Linked DNA regions of Homo sapiens: regions 2 and 3 are each linked to region 1. The links are chromatin loops, found by intact Hi-C in ENCODE. Cell type or tissue: dorsolateral prefrontal cortex. All regions are shown on one strand.

Region 1 (2,500 bases):
GCAGTCACGGCCATGAGCCGAGTGTGGCCCCAGCAGTCCTGGCAGGCCCCGTGGTGCCCCTGGAACCCACTAGTCATGGCATAGGCCTCGGCTGGGGGATTCAACCCTGTAGCTCACAGAGACCCCTGTACCCCCCACCCCCCAAGTGACCCAATGAACCCTCTGGCCTCCAAGCTCTGAGGGGCGCCTGCGCTGTGTCCTGACAGGCCTCTATCAGGGTGTGGGGGGGTGAGCATGGACACGCGGGGCCGCGGGGCGGGCCCCCAGCCAGGCTGACCCCCAAGCGCAGGGGCCCGGGGCCCTGGCTGCAGAACGTGGGTAGGGGCCCCACACGCCACTGACCTGGGTGTCGGGGCACGTCGCGGGCCACCTGGTAGTAGCGGTAGAACTGCTCCCTCCACAGGAACTCGTCCCGCGACACGGCCTGCCATTGGCGGCACACCAGCCCGGCGGCCAGCACGTCGGCCGGGCCCAGGCTCAGGAAGATCTGGTAGACCAGGCTGTCGGGGAGCAGGGGCGTGCCGCCCTCGTCCATCGTGACATTCTGCCCAGGCGGCCCTGAAACCCACCAACGGCTGCCCTCAGCCCAGGCCCGGGAAGGGAGGCCGAGAGCGGGCGTCCTGTTCCTCCAGCCCCAACCGTCCCGCCGGGAGTTCCACGGGGCTGCGTGTCTGCAGGGGACGCCCGGGTACCGCCGCCCAACCAAGGACCCGGCAGCTCCGGGCGGGCCGGGCCGGCCCCTCTCCGCCGCGTCATCCCCCGGCCTCCTGCGGCCGGCAGCGGGCGCCCCTCAGCCCGCCAGGGCCCGGACCGCCGCACGCGAGGCACGGGGACACCAGGCGCCGTCCGGGGACGGGCTTCCGCCGAGAGGAAGCTCGGGGCGGCCAGGCAGTGGCCTCCGCCCTGCGGCCCTGGAGCAGCTCTGCCCGGCGGGCTCGGGGCGGACGGCGGGGACGAGCGCACGGGCGGCCTCGGGGCTCCTGCACTCGCCCAAGGCGGGCGGGGACGACAAGGCGGGACCCCCGAGGGCCGCAGGCGCACTCACCACGGCCGCCTCCGCCCGCTGCGCCGCCCCCGCCCTGCGCGACCCGGACCCGCTTCCGCTGCCGCAGCCGCTCGGACCGCCGCCCCCGCCCAACGGGGAGCCCGCCAGGCCCGACGCCACGAGCCCCGAGGCATCGATGGCCGAGGAAGGCAGAGCGCGCGGGTAGCCCGCATCCGCCCCTCGTGCGCCTGCGCCTTGGGCTCCGGCGGCCTGGCCGGCTTTTCTTTGTGCGCCTGCGCGCACTCGGGCGCATTGGGAACAGCGCCCCTTGTGGCCAGCGGGCGGCGGTCGTGGGCGGGGTTGCAGGCGAGGCTCAACGAACGCTGGTTCGGGACCCGCCTCCGGCGCTCCCTGTTGCCGGGCCCTGAGCAAGTGGCTTCATGAACCCCGTGACGTTGGCCATGGAGATAAGACCACTGGGTGATGGTTTAAGGAAGATAACGTGTAAAGGGCTAAGGACTGTCGGTGGAAATCAGGGGTGCAGGAGAAATGGATAAACAGCCAGAGGTCAACTCGGACTTTGTACATAGGACATGGTGCCAGGGCCCTGCCAGGAAGTGCAGATCGAAGCTAGGCTCACGAGGAGGCTGGAGGTGGGGGGTGGGGAGGCAACGGATGGACATGGACTTCCTGGGCTGGGCTCTGTGACAGCAGAGTAGACTCTGTCCTGGGACTTGGTGGTGCTACCCTTGGCCTCCCACAGTCCTGCCACCCTGCTGCCGCCACCATGCTGCCCCCTGGGACTGCGACCCTCTTGACTCTGCTCCTGGCAGCTGGCTCGCTGGGCCAGAAGCCTCAGAGGCCACGCCGGCCCGCATCCCCCATCAGCACCATCCAGCCCAAGGCCAATTTTGATGCTCAGCAGGTAGAAGTTGGGGGGGGTAGAGGGAGGCAGGTAGAAGTTGTGGGAGGGGTAGAGGGAGACAGGTAGAAGTTGTTGCGGGGGAGAGGGAAGCAGGTGAAGTTGTGGGGGGTGTAGAGGGAAGCAGGTGAGGGGCCCTCCCACAGTGCCCTCGAGTTCTCCCATGGTCTGCCCCCAGTTTGCAGGGACCTGGCTCCTTGTGGCTGTGGGCTCCGCTTGCCGTTTCCTGCAGGAGCAGGGCCACCGGGCCGAGGCCACCACACTGCATGTGGCTCCCCAGGGCACAGCCATGGCTGTCAGTACCTTCCGAAAGCTGTGAGTCCCAGAGCAGCCCTGCACCCTAACCCCAACCCTCCTCTCAGCCCCCGGACTTCAGCCCTGCTCTGGCCCCTGACCCCACCCCGGCTGTGGCCTGGACTAGGATTCCTGGTTGGGGTCTCCCAGCCTGTGGTGCCTCCTCCCCGCCCCCCCAGGGATGGGATCTGCTGGCAGGTGCGCCAGCTCTATGGAGACACAGGGGTCCTCGGCCGCTTCCTGCTTCAAGGTGAGGCAGGGGCTGCAGGGCATGTGGGTGGGGGATGACGCAGCCACTG
Region 2 (2,500 bases), 86 kb before region 1:
TGCTCTCCCCACACTGCTGACCTGGGCCGCCCCTGCTGGCAGGCACCCTGCGGGTCTACCTGGAGGAGCGCGGGAGGCACCAGGTGCTCAGCCTCAGTGCCCACGGCGGGCTTGCCTGGCGCCTGGGCAGCATGGACGTGCAGGCCGAGCGAGCCTGGAGGGTGAGTGCAGGGTGGGGTGCCCCTCCCCCTCCCCCTCCCCCGAGGGCTGCCTGGACCCGCTGAGGCTGCCCTGCCCTGCACCCGCCAGGTGGTGTTTGAGGCAGTGGCCGCAGGCGTGGCACACTCCTACGTGGCTCTGGATGATCTGCTCCTCCAGGACGGGCCCTGCCCTCAGCCAGGTGGGAGCCCTGCCGTGGCCTCGGCCCTGCTCTGGGGTGCCTGCCTAGCCCTTTCCCTTCGTAGTCGTGGTGCCCAGGGCTTGGGCCGTGGGGCAGCACCACTCACCCACCCATGTCCTGCAGGTTCCTGTGATTTTGAGTCTGGCCTGTGTGGCTGGAGCCACCTGGCCTGGCCCGGCCTGGGCGGATACAGCTGGGACTGGGGCGGGGGAGCCACCCCCTCTCGTTACCCCCAGCCCCCTGTGGACCACACCCTGGGCACAGAGGCAGGTACGTGCCCACTGGAGCCAGGTGGGGAGGCACACACAGCCACCTGGCCTCCTGCTGCCCACCCACAGAGTACATGCCCCATCCAGAGGAGGCCCTGCTCACCGAGCCTCTGCTCGGGCCCTGAGGGCTGGCTCTGCCCATCAGCTGGGCATCAGCCTCCTCTTGTTCCCAGGCCACTTTGCCTTCTTTGAAACTGGCGTGCTGGGCCCCGGGGGCCGGGCCGCCTGGCTGCGCAGCGAGCCTCTGCCGGCCACCCCAGCCTCCTGCCTCCGCTTCTGGTACCACATGGGTTTTCCTGAGCACTTCTGTGAGTCCGGCTGGGCCAATGGGTGCCTGGGCAACGGGGGCAGCAGGGGTCCAGGAGCAGAGGTGGGGAGGTGGCCTCCCCAGCCCGCCCCTGGTTAGGCGTGCAGGAGCCCCAGGACCCCAGGCCTGACACGCCCTGGCCCTGCTCTCAGACAAGGGGGAGCTGAAGGTACTGCTGCACAGTGCTCAGGGCCAGCTGGCTGTGTGGGGCGCAGGCGGGCATCGGCGGCACCAGTGGCTGGAGGCCCAGGTGGAGGTAGCCAGTGCCAAGGAGTTCCAGGTGAGGCTGGCTGTGGGCAAGGAGCCTCCTCCTCCTCCACCCAGGGCCCACACAAACTCCTTTCCTTCTCCATCAGATCGTGTTTGAAGCCACTCTGGGCGGCCAGCCAGCCCTGGGGCCCATTGCCCTGGATGACGTGGAGTATCTGGCTGGGCAGCATTGCCAGCAGCCTGCCCCCAGCCCGGGTGAGCCCTGGGCTGCAGTGGAGGCACGGAGGAGGGCCCAAGGGGCCAGCCTGGCTCGGGGTTTGCCAGGCTTACCAGTGTGTGGTCCCAGGAGCTGCGAGCATGCTGCACCCAGACAGGACAAGAGAGCTGCCAGGCCCAGGCCCTGTGCCCTCCTCACTCTGCCCTGCTCACCCCTGGGGCCGCTGCCTGGGCTGGGCTGTCCCTGGGGTGCAGCCTCTGGGGCCTGCCCTGCCTGGCTGTGGCCTCTGTGCTCCCTGTGCCCACACCCAGGGCAAGGTCCATCCTGGAGGAACCGCCAGCCGGGTCAGGGCAGCCACTGACTGCTCTCACTTGGTGAGGGAAAGAATCTCGCCTGGGGCCATGAGCCCCACCAAGTCTGCAGACAGCAGCTGCCTGTCTGCCAGGCCCCATCCTTGTGGTAGCAGAACCAATACCCTCTGCCTTTGAAATAGGGGTGAACCCCAGGAGCCAGCAGAGGCTGAGGGACCATGCAGCCCCAGGCTTCCTCCTTAGCCCCAGATGTGGGGGCTGCTTTGGAGGGCTCACATGTCCCTATGGCCCACAGGGAACACAGCCGCACCCGGGTCTGTGCCAGCTGTGGTTGGCAGTGCCCTCCTATTGCTCATGCTCCTGGTGCTGCTGGGACTTGGGGGACGGCGCTGGCTGCAGAAGAAGGGGAGCTGCCCCTTCCAGAGCAACACAGAGGCCACAGCCCCTGGCTTTGACAACATCCTTTTCAATGCGGTAGGAGCCCCTGGGGATGGGTGGGCAGGAGCCTCTGTGCTCAGCTGTGACGCTGGAGGGCGGGCAGTGGCGGGACACAACCCCCCGGGGAGGAGCCCCCACCTGTGCAAGGCCCATCCTTGCCCTCCCTGCCCTGCCTCTCCCAGCCACCACTGTCAAAGCTCCTCCTCCTTGGCCGGGCGCGGTGGCTCACACCTGTAATCCCAGCACTTTGGGAGATTGAGGTGGGCGGATCACCTGAGGTCAGGAGTTTGAGACCAGCCTGCCCAACATGGTGAAACCCCGTCTCAACTAAAACTAGAAAAAATTAGCTGGGTATGGTGGCAGGAACCTGTAATCCCAACTACTCGGGAGGCTGAGGCAGGAGAATCG
Region 3 (2,500 bases), 100 kb before region 1:
TCTCCTGGGAGTGGGGGTTGTGTTTCCCACAGTGGCCTCAGCTGCGCCCCCGCTCAGGTGAGCCCGAAGGCAGGAGCCGGGAGGCACTCCTCCCAAACACTCCACTCAGACCATAAAGCACTCCTGTTTCACTCTGCGTGTGTCTGTTCTTCTGCCTGTACCTCTGCTCCCGCTGCCCCGGGCCCAGGCTGCCGTGGGTTGGCAGGAGGCTGCCCAGCAGTGGTGTGAGGACGTCCCACCAAGTCTGGCCACACCCTGGGTACATTCCAGCCCACCTGTGCCAGGGCTCAGCAGCTGCACGCAGCACGCTTGGCGACCTCAGCCCCAGGAGGTGGAAGTCCACTCTGCAAGGCTCCCAGGCAGCCGCCTGCAGCCCTGCCCCCCGCCTTCAGGCTCCTGCCCCCTCCAGCTGTCAGCAGCGCCCAGCCTCCACCCCCACAGCTACTGTTGCCATGAGAACCCTGCAGGGCAGGCAGGAAGAGTGTGCCAGTGAAGGGGAGGAGGTGGCCAAGCTGGAGGCTCCTCTGCCTGGGAGCCTTGTGGCCCCAGGGTGTTGGGCAGTCACTGCAGTCCCTGAGCAGGTGCTGTGGCCCACAGCAAGCTTAGCCTGGCCCCTTAGCCCACAGCCCATGAGGTCAGGGCCGGGTTCAGGGGTTCGCCTGGTGTGGGGATGGGTCGACAGTACGTGAACTTGACAGGATCACACCATGGACGGCTATGTTGGGGTTTCAGTGGGCCCTGCTTTGAACAGTGCAGAATGGGGTAGGTCCTGCCCTTCAGAGCCAAGGGCATCAGCTCCCCACCCCTCTGCCAAGCTAGAACGTTCCCAGGCCCAATGCCTTGGGGAGGGGCTGGCAGAGTGGGACGAGGACATTACCAGGCAGGTATGGCAGGTCACGTGCAGGCCTTCCCAGGCTGGCAGGGACCGGATGCAGGAGTGGCCTCACCCAGAGAGGATGGCATCCTGGGGACACAAGAGGCTGCAGGGGCCATCTGGCCCCAGGTACCCGCCAAGATTTTGGCATTGGCAGCCTTGAAGCAGATAGGGCCTGGGGAGAGGCCAGTGGGGCACAGAGTAGCCCATCTGCTCCTGCCTCGCCCGACAGGAGATGCGAATTCCAAGATGCCCCTGACCAATCTCTGCAGCCCAGGCCAGGGTTCGGGCCCCTCCTCTCAGGCAAGTGTGTTGGGGTGACACTGGCGGGACTGGCAGGCTGCTCCGGGCCACAAGACTCCTGCTTAGACACTGAGGTCTGTGTCTTGGGGGTGCTGCAGGGACCCTGTGCTCTGCACAGCCCCAAATTGGAGCCAGTGCAGCTCATGATCCCCAGCTCCACGGTGCAGCCCCCACTGGGTGCGGCCCCTTTAAGTACAGCCCCTTCAGCTGCCATCAGGGGCAGCACTGAGCAGCCAGGCCAGGATCCGCGCTGCTGCCTGGAAGCTTCTGCCCGTGCCGGGGACGCAGCAGTGCCGGGGACACAGAGGAGCCGACCTGGGGGTGGCACAGCCCACCGGGGCACAGCCAGAGCAGCACCCAGGTAAGGGGCTAGGGGCCGAGTTGCTGAGTGTGTCACCGTCATGGGCGGGGGAAGCTGCCTTAGGGCAGCCGAAAGGATGGGGAGTCCCCGCCCCCAGGCAACACCGGCTGTATCCCTTGAAGGGCCGCTCCCAGCCAGGGCAAGGCAAGGCAAGGCAGGGCTGGGAGGTGGGGAAGGCCGCCAGCCATCTCCGTGGGCTCCAGAAGGCCTTGGGCCCGGGAGAGGGCCGACCCCACCCCCATCCCCACGGGAGGGGGTGTCACCGACAGCTGCAGCCAGCAAGGCCGACTGTCACCTCCCTGGGGTGGAGCCTCACACCCTGTCATCCGGCCGGATTCCGGCCTGGCCTTGAGCTTAGCATGAAAGAGGGAGCAGGAGGGTAGACAGTCCTGCCACGGGTGGGGTGGAGGGGGGAGATGGGGGGGTGGGCGGGGGAGGCTGGGATGGGCACAAGGCCTGGGACTCGTGGCCCTGACCCAGAAAAACAGCCCTGCCAGCAGGAAGCCCCTGCACACCTGGGACACAGAGGGGGGACCCGGCCAGACCCCGAGAGGCCCATCCACCTGAGGTTCTGCCCTGCAAGGGGCCTGGCCAGGTACCCGCTTTCCCCAGCTCACTCTGGGGTAGACCCCCCAGACCAGGTGTTGGGTGTGCAGAGGCCAGGCCTGTGGCCACTCTCTGACGCACCCCCCAGCTGGCTCTGGGATCACAGAGGGGTTGGCAGCCCACATCTGAACCCAGGCCAGCCTGCCGCGTGGGGGCCTAAGAAATGCAGGTTTCCATGGAACCTTCTGAGCGAAATGGGGAGGGCCCTCTCCTGCAAAGCAGTGGGGCTTCCCCCACCCTCCGCCCTGCCCACCCCCAGCGGGCAGCTTCCAGGCCTGGTGCGCAGCTCAGAGGAGGGGCTGCCACGAGCTCGCGGCTCGATGGCTTGGGACTGCCTTGCAAACCCTAGGGGGGTG

What was found. Peaks named below come from ENCODE experiments on the same cell type or tissue, not always from the same donor. Only the 100,000 strongest peaks of a DNase experiment are listed, where the experiment ranks them.
Region 2: it touches region 1 in a loop (2.4-fold over the local background); 74 of 110 quality-filtered maps call a loop at or near these places.
Region 3: it touches region 1 in a loop (4-fold over the local background); 73 of 110 quality-filtered maps call a loop at or near these places.

The regions. Positions count from the first base shown.
Region 1 is chr9:136,943,549-136,946,048 of GRCh38, forward strand. FBXW5 (F-box and WD repeat domain containing 5) reads right to left here and starts at 1,190. Exons shown (of 9, transcript NM_018998.4): 1 at 1,046-1,190; 2 at 343-558. The coding sequence starts at 535. C8G (complement C8 gamma chain) reads left to right here and starts at 1,695. Exons shown (of 7, transcript NM_000606.3): 1 at 1,695-1,910; 2 at 2,086-2,222; 3 at 2,381-2,451. The coding sequence starts at 1,773. RefSeq lists an enhancer at 1-368 and silencers at 204-273, 654-1,233. In dorsolateral prefrontal cortex, a CTCF peak has its summit at 1,342 (motif pointing right); a DNase peak (open chromatin) is centred at 1,203; H3K4me3 peaks cover 1,570 bases; H3K27ac peaks cover 2,296 bases.
Region 2 is chr9:136,857,937-136,860,436 of GRCh38, forward strand. MAMDC4 (MAM domain containing 4) reads left to right here. Exons shown (of 27, transcript NM_206920.3): 20 at 43-161; 21 at 250-340; 22 at 464-610; 23 at 783-917; 24 at 1,069-1,196; 25 at 1,273-1,381; 26 at 1,950-2,128. Among named protein-coding and RNA genes, the nearest start is that of MAMDC4, 6.8 kb to the left of the region's middle. RefSeq lists an enhancer at 1-345. In dorsolateral prefrontal cortex, no CTCF peak of the experiment used is centred here; a DNase peak (open chromatin) is centred at 1,305; H3K27ac peaks cover 1,704 bases.
Region 3 is chr9:136,841,052-136,843,551 of GRCh38, forward strand. RABL6 (RAB, member RAS oncogene family like 6) reads left to right here. Exons shown (of 15, transcript NM_024718.5): 15 at 1-136. It overlaps AJM1 (apical junction component 1 homolog), which reads left to right and starts at 1,427. Exons shown (of 3, transcript NM_001080482.5): 1 at 1,427-1,538. RefSeq lists silencers at 326-620, 1,567-1,896 and enhancers at 790-1,671, 1,117-1,256, 1,246-1,540, 1,672-2,500. In dorsolateral prefrontal cortex, CTCF peaks have their summits at 1,410 and 1,614; DNase peaks (open chromatin) are centred at 430 and 1,410; H3K4me3 peaks cover 2,000 bases; H3K27ac peaks cover 2,500 bases.